2 separate regions of the Homo sapiens genome follow, and region 1 is linked to region 2. A link is a contact called in ENCODE Hi-C or POLR2A ChIA-PET data. All regions are on one chromosome and are shown on one strand. Each heading gives the region's core, a stretch centred on a gene start or an enhancer-like site at or near the end of the contact. The rest is flanking DNA. Distances are from core to core; before and after follow the strand shown.

The links. A loop is a pair of places that touch in the nucleus more often than their neighbours do. ChIA-PET counts read pairs that join two places held with the same protein, here RNA polymerase II (POLR2A). Pooled maps may share reads with other maps.
Region 1: a map of mammary epithelial cell shows a loop between it and region 2 (4-fold over the local background). The contact joins two enhancer-like sites. A Hi-C loop is called at or near these places in 1 of 168 maps with a recorded cell type or tissue (mammary epithelial cell), 1 of 37 single-sample maps with no recorded cell type and 5 of 50 pooled maps. POLR2A ChIA-PET finds 5 or more read pairs at or near these places in 1 of 52 experiments (activated T-cell).

Annotation. Positions count from the first base shown.
Region 1 is chr5:56,521,681-56,527,679 of GRCh38, reverse strand. All of the region lies in intron 4 of C5orf67 (chromosome 5 putative open reading frame 67), which reads left to right. Among named protein-coding and RNA genes, the nearest start is that of LINC01948, 43 kb to the right of the region's middle. Within about 2 kb of position 4,544, at least 7 of the 41 ENCODE cell types and tissues checked have a DNase peak (open chromatin) inside an H3K27ac peak, as active enhancers do.
Region 2 is chr5:56,269,381-56,276,105 of GRCh38, reverse strand. It overlaps the pseudogene PSMC1P4. Among named protein-coding and RNA genes, the nearest start is that of ANKRD55, 39 kb to the right of the region's middle. Within about 2 kb of position 5,410, at least 5 of the 41 ENCODE cell types and tissues checked have a DNase peak (open chromatin) inside an H3K27ac peak, as active enhancers do.

The DNA of each region.
Region 1 (5,999 bases), core at 3,295-5,794, 250 kb before region 2:
GCTTTATCCCTGAGTTTCTTCTCATTCAGTAAGTCTGGGTTGGGGTCTGGGAGGACACATTTTTTAACAAATATCCAAGGGAACTCTAACATCAGAAATGACCTCTGGGATAGGTGCTGTGGCTCCCTGCCTGCCTGTAGCCCTGTTCTGCTCTGAGAGAGACTGCCTTCCTGCTCTGCAATCTGCCCCACCCCAGCTAATGGCTCATCTCTTAGGACGTCCCTTTACCTACCCTAAGCAGAAAAGTTCTATGACAGGCCCTCAGGAGGATGTAGTCCTGAGGAGGTGACTGGGGAGTGGCCAGGAAGTGCTTCTTGGGAAGGTGGCATCATTCTTGATTAGATTATTCATCCCAGGTCCTGAGAAATAGCTTTCGTGGTAGCAGAGGAAGTGAACCAGCCATGCAGCCAGGTGCCAAGGAGCAGCCAGAGGTGGGGAGTGTGAGCCGACCCTGCCTTGCCCAGCCCTGCCCAGCCCTGCCCTTACTGCGCTCCTGTGGTTCCAGGCCCTAAAACTGCAGCCTGGAATGCCACAGTGTCTGTCCCATAGCAAACTGCTCTCTCCTGGCCTCCCCACTCTTTTTCAATCAAATATTATTCTATTTTTAACATAGGTTCTGAAAACAATGCCCTCATCCAAAGGACCTGCAAATGTTAAGCACTGTGGAAAAAAAATCGTACAAATCACGTTGATCCCAAACCCAACCTATTCTTGTCTAACATTAAGGCCTCACATTCATTTGCTAATTACTTATTGTATTCATAATAATATTACTGTGTTGAATCCTGGCTGTGCCAGTAGTTGCATGGTTTTGGGCAACTCATCTAACCTCCCTGAGATTATTTCATCAACTGTCAGGGAGGGATAGTTGTACTTACTTCAAGGGCTGACGTGAAGACTGAGAGAGATAATGTACCTAAAACACATAATCTAGTACCTCAATCAATGACAGATGCTATTACTAACAATCATTTCATCTGGGAATGAGATCCAATCAGGTAAATTAGGAAGGTTCAGTTTCTAAAGTACCTTTAGAGCTAGTTGAAGTAAAGGGGGATCTTCTCCCATCTTGCAATAATTTTCTGGAGGCTGGGTGTGAAATCAGAAAATTTATCTGAAACTTGAAAATAAGCGAAAGAGGTTACCAGGGACTTAGTGCTAGGTTGACGTTCTATTGTTTGAGCTACCTTACAGCTCTAGAGATCCAGTTCTTAACAGGCAGATTTTATCTGCTGGAGGTGCAAATAATTTCTGTCCCTTAGAAAAGATAACCCAAAAGTTATCTTACAGTTTATGGCTCTGTTGGATATTGACCAGCTTTGTGCTTGACCTGGCAATCTTATCCTAACGTTGCCTCTAAATACGTAGCTTCTCAAATGCTCTTCGACCAGTGTTAATTGGATAAAGTATTTGACACACATTCGTTTTATATTTATATGAGAATCATGATTTCACCTTTTTGAAAGCATCTGCTTATATGCAGTTTGTCCAGAGCTTGACTTCTTGGAAATATCAGTTTTAAGGGAGGTCTGATCTGGGTTCCACGTTACAAGTGTTTTTCATGTTGGAACATGCACAGGATAAAAAAAGGGCAGAGGTAGGTAGAGATAGGAGTATTTGTACATTGATTGTAAGTTATAATTTTATCTCTCACTTCTTTCTTTGGTGCCAAAGGACTGCATTCATATTGTAATGATAGCAATTATCATGTACACCATAGTTAGATATTTATGTGTCTACCTCTTCATTAAATAGTGAGCTCTCCGAGGAAAGCAATTGTCTCATGCATCTTTGTATTCCCAGCACCTAGCACAGAAGTCAGCACTTGGAAGCAAATAAACACCTAATTGAAATGGACAAAGCTGTCTAGGTCCTTGCTACTCCAAATGCAATTGTGGACCATAAGCACCCACATCAGCTGGGAGCAGTCAGAAGGCAGAATCATAGGCCCACTCCCGGCTCACTGAGTCGGGATTATCATTTCAGCAAGATCCTCAGGTGATTCTGCACACTGTTCTAGCCGATTGTCAGTTTGGGGGCAGTGGCTCTGCTATTAGGGAGAAATGAGATTTGAGTAAAGAAAGTTGTAAAGTGATTGTCCCCAGTTTTACATCAATTCAGCTATGATTGCAAAATTGAGATCATTGCCTCAAGCATATTGTTGCTGAGATCAAAGTGGGATAGATTGTGCATCTCACAGTAGAATACCAGTTGGTTGATAAAAGCTGTGACTTTTGGAGGGCAGAGCCATTAAGTTTGGTTTGGCAGGAGGAGTGTTATGTTCTTTGAGTACAGCTCTACAACCAAAGGCCCCTCTGCCCTGCTCGATTCCAAGTTGAGCCCGCGAGCCTTTACTCACTAGGAGTGTCTGACTCAACTTCTGTTGGCTCCAAGCCCAAACCAAATGAAGGCTCAGGTTGTCCCTTTGTGGAATCATGATGGTTTAATCATAAATGTGAAATCTCTATTTGTCACATCAAGGTTTAAGTTGTCAGGGATATTTGCCCAATATCCCTAAGGAAAGCCAAAGACAAAGGAAGAAAAACCAGCAGAAACTTTTGGGAGTGTCTCAGATATAACATCTTGACAAGGAGAGGTGGTTATTAACTGGCTGAAATAAGTGATACCTTGCAGATAAGAATGTAGAGTTACAGAACAGGGATCTTCCAAAATATCTGCAAAGAAATTAAAAAATTGAAGAATAATAAGAAATTGACTTTTTTTTCTTTTTGTCTGAGCATGCTTCATTTCTTCCTAATAAATCCGCAAGCCTATCTGTAAAAGAGTGAGAGTTTTACTTACTCTCCCAACAAAGAGATTCGACAACTCAGCAACTCAGTAAGAATCAGGATAGCAGAGTCTGGAAGTTAGAGGAAGCCTAAATCATCTCATGCAGGGTCTGCAAGCCCAAATGCTTCCAGGCACCAAGAAGAGAAGCAAATGTGAGAAGCAGGCAGCTGGGTGATATTAGGGAACTAGGAAGTGAGTGCTTAGAAAAGTCATTCACATTCACATTTTTAAAACACCGCTAGGTGAATGAAACAATCTGTAAGCATAATTAGGTGCATTTATTTATATTTCAAAAACCCAAGACCCAGGGAAGGAAAATTTTCTGCCCACGTTCATACAATTCTAACTTACCCATAGTAATGAATATTCCAACTGTTTCAACTCCTGTTTACCCATTGAGGGGACATTTAGATTGTATTTATATACACAACTCTGTGTGTGTGTCTGTGTGTGATAAACCAAACAGGTTCGATTCTTATAACCGGTTGGAAATTATCCAGTTGCTAACAACAAAATGCAGTAACTCTAAACCACATAGTGGTGCAGTGAGAGAGTAAAAACAAATGAACAAAACCAGCCGTCTTTTCTATTCATCTGGCCCATATTTTTACAAGGCTATAAATAATTGCATTTAGGCTATAAATAATTGTCTTGGATGTTTTTGAAATTGTAATAAAAATCTGTATGTTTTAAGAGAAAGATTCCTGAGTTTAAAATTTTAATTGGTTGATTACTTAAAAAAGGGTGTGCGTTCCTCAGAGGAGGTGATAATTGGTGGCTCGACCATGATCTTGGCCAGTTGCTTTTCCCTAGTCCAAGCCAGGATGCACCACCAGACTTCCCTCAAACTTGAGTTTAGCAGAATGTGCAGGGATTGCTGTTTCTAGCTTCCTGCTCAGTTATATCTGGAGGCTGTTCCCTGTCAGCTTTTTTCAAGCCATGTCAGGCATTAGGAATTGCTTTCCTGTAAGAAGGCAGAGAAAGAGGCAAGCAAGCCAGCCACTTGAGAGGCCATTTGAGTCTGCCTCACACAGTAGCACCTGCATTCAGTGGACACAAGAATCCTCTATTTAGCATGCTTCTGTCTATACAATATGATTTTATTATTTCCCCTATGTCAGGTATTTTGTGTGAATTTTTAAAAATGTAATCCTCATAACAAATATATGTTAGTACAATCGACATCTTCATTTTACAGATGGGAAACTAAGGTTTATAGAGTTTAAATAACTTGCCTATGTGGTTGAGATTGGAACCCAGACCTGTCTCTCTTCACAGTCCAAGTTTTTAGGCACTAAGCTATACTCCCTATTCTAGGCCAAACATCTAAAGGCAAGCTTGATTTACATGGTCTTTGTTTGTTTGTTTGTTTGTTTCTATATCTTCTATCAAATTGGCCATTATCCATGGGTGACTCAAAACAGCATCTTTGACCAGGACTTTGACCTTCAAATGTGGAGGATGCTGACCTTTTTTTCTAGTTATTGGGGAGAGGCTGGGTGTGTTGTTCACCCAAGAACTGAGTGTTTTTAAAAAGTTTTAAGAGCTCCACTGGTGAGCCAGTAGAAGTAGGTGTTTTGCAGTACTGGTGTCTGAAAAGCAATTTTTCAAAAGGCAAATCCCATTGTTCTGTGGACTTCAGTTATAAAATCACAGCCACATTCCCACAGGCTAGAATGGAAAAGTCCAGTTCCTGAGTCACTGGGTTGAAAAGTTTTGGCAAGAATTGGCCAAGTGACCTGGCCTGGCCCAGGGAGGGCAGAACTCAGAAAGTTACACAATTGTCTCCTGACCCTGGAATCTCCTTTCCAGGGCAAACCCCATTCTTTTTCTTCCCCTTTCCCCTGCGTTTTATTAAACTTGTAAAGGCCTCCAACTACACTTTAGTAACTGTCAGCACTGCTTCCTATGATTCCATCTACCCTATTTACAAAGTTGAATAATGGAGCAAGGGCTGCAATAGCACAGTTTCATGTAGGAATAATCATCGAATGCAGGTTTATTCTAAAGGGAAAATTCCAGATTCCAGACTTAATGCCTTGTTTTATGACTCCTAGTAATTTCAAATACCTATATATCAAATCTGCCTGAAATATGTGTTTGAAGTAATGGAGAATTTAGAATGATGAATTAAAATTTGCCATTTTATTAATTGCATTCTGAGGCCATTTTCCTAAATGCAAGATTTGGGGAATTAATTCTAAGCATGATTTGGAGTTCCAGCCAATTCAAGAATAATCCAAGCAAAATAAAATAATGAAAACCCAAAGACTTTGATTATCTTTAAATTGGCCTATCATATCCTTATAATTTAATTTGAATGCTTTCACTCTCTTCCCCATCCCTTATCCCAGAACAACCAAATATACTTCTTTTTCAAAAAGGTAGGCAGTATACATTTTGTCCTTGTCTATTCTACCCGAGATGACAGTCATTATGATAAATGGACCACACACAGAACTGAATCTCTCCGTTGTGGCTAAGGTCTGCAGCATAAAATTGAGAGGACTATTGTGCAATGTATAAGGCACAGATTTCAAAGCCAAGAGACCTGGCTCTGAGCTACCTCTTACTAGCGTGTGCTCTTGGGGAACTGTTTTAAGGTCTGTGGGCCATTGTGTTCACATCCGTAAAGTGAGGACCACAGTGCCTGCTCACATGGTGATTATGTGGGTTAGGAACTGCTGGTACAAAGCAATCGCTCAATAATTACTAGTTTTAGGAGGACTTAAACAAATATAATGGTAATTCTCAAAGTTGAGGTGGGGGCACAATACAGGGAGACTCTTTTTTTTTTTTTTTTGAGATGGAGTTTCGCTCTTTCACCCAGGCTGGAGTGCAGTGGTGCGCTCTCGGTTCACTGCAATCTCTGCCTTCTGGTTTCAAGCGATCCTCCTGCCTCAGCCTCCCGAGTAGCTGGGATTACAGGCACCTGCCACCACGCCCGGCTAATTTTTGTATTTTTAGTACAGATGGAGTTTCACCATGTTGCCCAGGCTGGTCTTGAACTCCTGACCTCGTGATCTGCCTGCCTCGGCCTCCCAAAGTGCTGGGATTACAGGCATGAGCTGCCATGCCCTGCCCTGCAGGGAGACTTTAAAGAGTATTATTTGAGCCCCTCAGTGGGCACTTTTGTACCCCCTCCTCCATTATCTCTGTCACGTATACAGGGTAACTTGGTCCTGGTTCCTTTCTCCATTTCACCCTAC
Region 2 (6,725 bases), core at 4,161-6,660:
AGGTGGAGAAGGCCCCCCAGGAGACCTATGTCAATACTGGGGGGTTGGACAACCAAATTCAGGAAATTAAGGAATCTATGGAGCTTCCTCTCCCCCATCCTGAATATTATGAAGAGATGGGTACAAAGCCTCCTAAAGGGGTCATTCTCTGTGGTCCACCTGGCACAGGTAAAAACCTTGTTAGCCAAAGCAGTAGCAAACCAAACCTCAGCCACTTTCTTGAGAGTGGTTGGCTCTGAACTTATTCAGAAGTACCTAGGTGATGGGCCCAAACTCGTACGGCAAGTATTTCAAGTTGCTGAAGAACATGCACCATCCATCATGTTTACTGATGAAATTGAAGCCATTGGGACAAAAAGATATGACTCCAATTCTGGTGGTGAGAGAGAAATTCAGCAAACAATGTTGGAATTGGAACTGTTGAACCAATTGGGTGGATTTGATTCTAGGGAAGATGTGAAAGTTATCATGGCCACAAAACAAGTAGAAACTTTGGATCCAGTACTTATCAGACCAGGCCGCATTGACAAGAAGATCGAGTTCCACCTGCCTGATGAAAAGACTAAGAAGCACATCTTTCAGATTCACACAAGCAGGATGACACTGGCCAATGATGTAACCCTGGACGACTTGATCATGGCTAAAGATGACTTCTCTGGTGCTGACATCAAGGCAATCTGTACAGAAGCTGGTCTGATGGCCTTAAGAGAACATAGAATGAAAGCAACAAATGAAGACTTCAAAAAATCTATAGAAAGTGTTCTTTATAAGAAACACGAAGGCATCCCTGAGGGGCTTTATCTCTAGTGAACCACCGCTGCCATCAGGAAGATGGTTGGGAGATTTCCCAACCCCTGAAAGGGATGAGGTTGGGGGAGTTGCCCAGAGGAATCCCTGTTCCCATTGATTTTTATTAGCAAAGCATCCTGTGTGTATTTTGGAGTACGATGTGTGAGTGCCCAATGGGTGGCCTTCATCTGTCGGTCACTGTGCAGCACTCTGCTTCCAAATAAAGCATGCTCTTTCACAAAAAAAAAAAAAAAAAAAAAAAAAAAAAAAAAAAAGATGGTTGATGCTGAACAAGAGGTGGTCTCAGGTGGGTAACATGAAAGTGCTGGTTAATGTCCCGAGTTAATGGGTTCAGAGATTTCAAAGGAAGATGAAAATTTGACTTGAGAAGGATTTTTTACCTTTCCAAGGTTTCATCTGACAGAGCAAGCCACTTGGACACAAAATGAGTTTATAAGAGCAGCAAACAGAACCAAACCTGAAAGCATCGCCAGTCTCTGTGTTGGGTCCATTTGAGCACCTTGATGCCAACTCTTTAAGCCTGGGTGGGAGGCAAGACTACCTAGAGTTTCTTTACTTTTTAAGTATGTGCAATCTGATGACCTCTTCTCTCTCATCAGGTTCAGCTTTGTCTGACCAGTACCTAAGGCAAATGTTGGCCTCACAAACTTTTCCAAACACCAAGCATTTAATAAGAGTATCAACTCTGGCTCATGCAAAAGTGAATGACTAGTAGAAATAATGGGGACAGAAACAGAGGTGTTCTTGTCATCCGATCATCCCTTTTCCTGGAAAATTTGAATATTTTCCATAAAATTATTATACAGTTATTCACTTTAAAGCTGTTCTCAAATGTCCATAGAGGCTCAGTCATGAACGGATATTCATTGAGGCTTCACACTGTCTGGGCATGTCAGGAACCATCCATGTAATAAATAGACATGAGCACACATCTATGAAAACTTAGCTGGTTACTCAAGACAGTGTGTCCAAGCATAACCTGGAAATTCGTCCCATGAGGACTCAGAAGCAGGAAAGAAAATGTCACTGTTAACTGATGTGCACAGAAAAGGCTTCATTGATGGAAGAAGAATAGAACTCAGGCAGAGAAGAGGAAAGAAGGGCCTCTGGGTGGGAAGGCACCCAGAGCAAAGGCACCCAGGTGGGAATGCGTATGCATACTAGGATGCAGAATTCTCTCCATTATACCTAAGGGTCAAGGAGGTGGGAGCAATGTAAGAACCGAAAAATGTTTTCAGATGTAGAATTAGCATATATAAAGGAATAAGATTTTTTTCTGATTTATAAAAATATTCCTGAAGTTATTCTAAAATTAAGCAACATTTAGTTTAAGATCTAACGAATCACTCTTTTAGAGAAGAAAATAATTATATGAGAAAAGAATCCTCTCCCCTCATTGTATGAGCTGTTAATTCTCCATTGTTCTCTGCGTGTTGGTTATTTATCTATTGTCTCTTGGATCCAAGCCCACCTTTCTATACTCTGCTCTTGGATATGGTAAGCCATCTGGTTCATTTCCCCTTAGATGCTGCCGGCAGAAGCCTTAGAGTGTGACTGGAGGTTGGGAGGAAGGAAAGGGACCCTCCTTCCTGGTCTTTGCACTTTCTGGGAGTGTCTCTCCAGCAGCAGTATTGCTCCAGCAGCATAGTTGGCTCCAGCTTTCAGTAGCCCCAGAACCAGCCTCCCATTCCCCCTGGCAGGCACTAGCAACAGCCAGGCGATGCCCATCTCCAGGGGGTTGAGCTCAGTCAATGGGTCCGCCTCTGAGCCACTTGGTTCTGCTAACTCTACCTCTTGACTGTTGTTTCCCCAGGCCTAGAGTATGTAACTGATTTGTCAAATTAATTTTATTTTTTTAAAGATAAGTTCATGTAACATAAAATTCACTGTTTGAAAGTGTACAATTCAGTGATTATTAGTAAATTCATAATGTTGTGCAACCATTACCATGATCTAATTCTACTATGTCTTCATCACTCCAAAAAGAAACCCTGTATCTCCCAGTTACCACCAATTACCTTTTTTTACTTTGCAGTCAACAAGTGTTTCCTGGAGAGATACCCCTAGACTGTGTAAACATCCCATTCTTTACTCAACTTTCACCTTCCAGCTTTCAAATCTATTGATGCATTTTGCCTAAAATAATTACTATGGTTCTCAAATTGCTCTAAGTCCTTAATTTTTTCAGCATTCATTAGCTGGCATTCTACTTTAGGAAAGAGCATTCTCTTTCCATTTATGTGTTCATTTGCTTGTTATATCAGGACAGACTCATGGATATCTATTTTAATCAATGGGATATAATCTAATACTGTGGTTACTTGGACACACAAATCATCCCAGATTGGGCCAGCTGGCACCCCTTCCGGCTGTCCCATGTCCTCTATGTTGCCATCATTATTTGATTACTTTCTTACCTTCTGGCACAACAAGATATTTTAAACTTGGCATATTTTTCCTGGTCCACCTGTGAGATCGGCCATTTCTCCAAGGAATTCTGGTCCATATTCATGGAAAAATAGTATAATATTTAGAAACTAAATTCTAGGTAGGATCTTTGTTATTGGATTTCACTACTCCCAAGCTCTCTCTAGTACAAAGCTAGGAAATGTATGTATTTGTGTACATGTGTGAATGTGTATACATACGCACACATGAAGATATAAAGTGTATGCACAGACTCACAGAAATGTATATCAACGTTTTGTTTCTTTATCCAACCCCACATAGTGCAAACTCTAAATTTACACCAAAACTTCTCATCCTAATCCCATAGACCACAGCGTTCATTCTAGCTTTCTTCTTTCCTATGTTTATTACTCTTTTCTTGCAGTGAGAAACCTGGCTCCCACCGCCTCATTATAATGACTTATTTCCTCAGCCCTCCTGCCCACTGCTTTTACTCCATCTCCCAAGCCCAGAGAGCTAGCACCCCCATTTAGCCATCTTCCTTGCATGGCCAGAAACCCCATGGGGCCGATAATCTATCTGAAAACATTTCATTAATGATAAAAATATATATTGTGATCTAATGACTTAAACCTATTTCCTTTGCAGAAAGTGTTGCAAATGTTATAATACAGCAAACTCCTTGAATGTGTGTGTCTTCCAGTAATTTTGATAGACTGGCCAGGGTGAAAGTTAATCCATGAATGTGATAGAGTGTTTTCTCTGAGAAAAGCTAACTTTATGCCTTTAAATCCATGAGTTGTACATGAACATGACATGAGCAAACATGTATTGTTCAATGGTTCCTGGTGGCCACTGTTTTTATTCTGGATTTTTGCTTCATAAAAACGATAAATCTGATGTTACAAGCTTTCTAAGAAAGCTCACATTTTTCCTAAGGCTCAAAATTGAAAGGAAAAAGATGTTGCATGGCTTCATGAGCCACTTAGTACTGCAATTCAACTGTTAAAAATTACAAACAAAAATTTTATTTAATTTCTTGCTTGCCCTTAATAGGAAAGGCATCTTTAAAGGATTGTTGACTATAGTTTCTGGAATGGTTCATACTGGAAGATCCTCTCAGCTAATCAAACACTGCTCCTTTTTCTTTTCACTAGATGCATTGTGGCCTGAACATGAACATACATGAGGCTAAGTAATTTTTTTTTTTTTTTTTGAGACAGGGTCTTGCTCTGTCACTCAGGCTGGAGTGCAGTGGCACAATCATGGCTCACTGCAACCTCAAGGGCTCAAGTGATCTTCCTGCCTCAGCCTCCCTAGTAGCCGGTGTGTGCCACCACACCCAGCCAATTTTTTTGTAGAGATGGGGTCCCACTATGTTGCCCAGACTGGTCTCAAACTCCTGGGCTCAAGTGATCCTCCCACCTCACTCTCCCAAACTGTTGGGATTATAGGCATGAGCCACCAGGCCTGACCAGCAATTTATACCTTCTCTGACTCTTAAACCTGCCCTGGGGCCATTGGTGTACTCATTGTATTTAACAACCAGCTTTCTGGGGTGCTGCAGGGAGAGGGGTAGTCCTGATTTGCAGTAAATGGCCATTTTTGTAGCATAAATACTCCCACCATGGCCAACATCAAGCTACCAACATGACATCACTTAACTAGGGGCAGGGAAGAGATTACACAACTGGCTCTCATGAGCTTGTGTGAGCCACCTCCAGCCCGGATGCCCGTGTGTACCTATAAACCAACCAGAACCACCCACCCACTTAAGCATTGTCTCCAAACTGCCAGTGACTTAAAAAAAGTTCTGTACCCTAGAGAGATAAGGGTTCAGGAAACAGGCTATAGTCCTTGATTTTGGGTGTTCACATGCTTAACTCAGAGAGATGACTGTCCTGTATCCATGATCAACAGAGAGGTTTTTGCTGGGAACAAGAGAAACGGGAAGAGAATAAGTGAAAGAAAAAATAAAATCAGCAAACTGTCTTGAAGTCAAAAGTGCGCTTGTGGTAAAGCATATGAGATCAACCACCTCCTATGTTTTCACAGTTCTGCTCTGCCTGGAGGGAAGTACCAGCTCCAAAGGAGGTCCAGCTGGTCTCCTGTGCGCAGGATTTGCAGGCTGAGGGTTAAAGGCGCTCTAAGCCATGGAGCACCTCTGACCCCCACTGGCTGCTGTCATGCATTGCACCTCAGGGATGGCCAAGGCCCCTCAGTACATTGCCCTTTCCTAAACACAAGTGACCAGTTTCTCCTTTGCTGTATTGTCAGGACTTTCCACCAAGTGCCATCTATTTCTCATCCATCTCCTTTGAAATATTTTCACTCTTTATCTACTTCTCTGGGCTGGTAGATATTTCTAAGTCATTGTATAGTGCATGGATTTTATTTTCATTTTCGTTTGATCAGAAAATGAGTCGAGAAGATATGACATTGTTGCATATGTGGTTGATTTTCATTTCTCTTTTTCTCATCCTTTTGGTGACAAACACCAGGAGCTGCTTCTTTTTGTATAAGAAGTCCTTCAGCACCTATACTGGTCATCATCTGAAGCGCATACTCTCTTGCGGTCCCTTTGATAGAGCAAGAGCACCACCCACAGCAACAAAACATGCCCTGAGTCTCTGGAGGGAGCCTGGACAGTTAATGAAACCCAGGGCCAATGGACCACAAAGCCCAGTCCGTAATCAGAGTGCTGCATCAATTGCGCACACTCAAGTGTCTGATTCCATCGGTTCAGTTTGGTATCTGTATGGCGTCTGTCTATTTGTATGATACCTTGGTAATCTGACTCATGAATTAGACCAGACCAAAGCAACCTGGGGGAAAGGCGGAGTATTTGTGGGTAAGGAACATGCCTTCCAGCCTTGTTCTAAAAACCAAACATTAGTTGTACATTCCAGTTATTCCTCAAAGGAATTATTTTTTTCCAGTACCCTGTATTAAATTAATTTTGATTTTGCACCTAGTCTCACTGCTTTAGATCATAACCTGAGTGTGACTTCCCTTTGCTGAGCAGGAAAAGTCTTGCCTCTCTACATCTCTATGTATCACTTTCAAATACAAAATTCTGGGTTTCTTATTCTAAAGAACTGCTTTCTGCTCTTGTTTCTCATGGCCAGCAGAGGGACTCCAGAGAAACCCTCAGACAGAGCGTGGGATTAGGCCACTTTGTGGTGGTGAAAGTTCCCCCAGCTCTCTAGAGAAGTGACATTTAACCCTAGGGTTTCCCAGCACACATACAAAAGGTTTGAGAAATAGAGCCAGGTCTCTCAGGACCACAGGTAACAATAATCTTTACCTGAGGCTGAGAAGAGCTTTGTAATCACATCCACCCCTGGCAGAGAGAAAGAAAGCAGGTTAGCACTTAAAAAAAAAAAAAAAAAAAAAGAATTGTGAAAACTGAAGGAGAAAACAACCAGAACCGTGGACGCGAGCCATTATTCCTCGTTGACGTCACAGCCCTCCAGAGCTGCAGAGAGGGGATATTTGGGAGACTA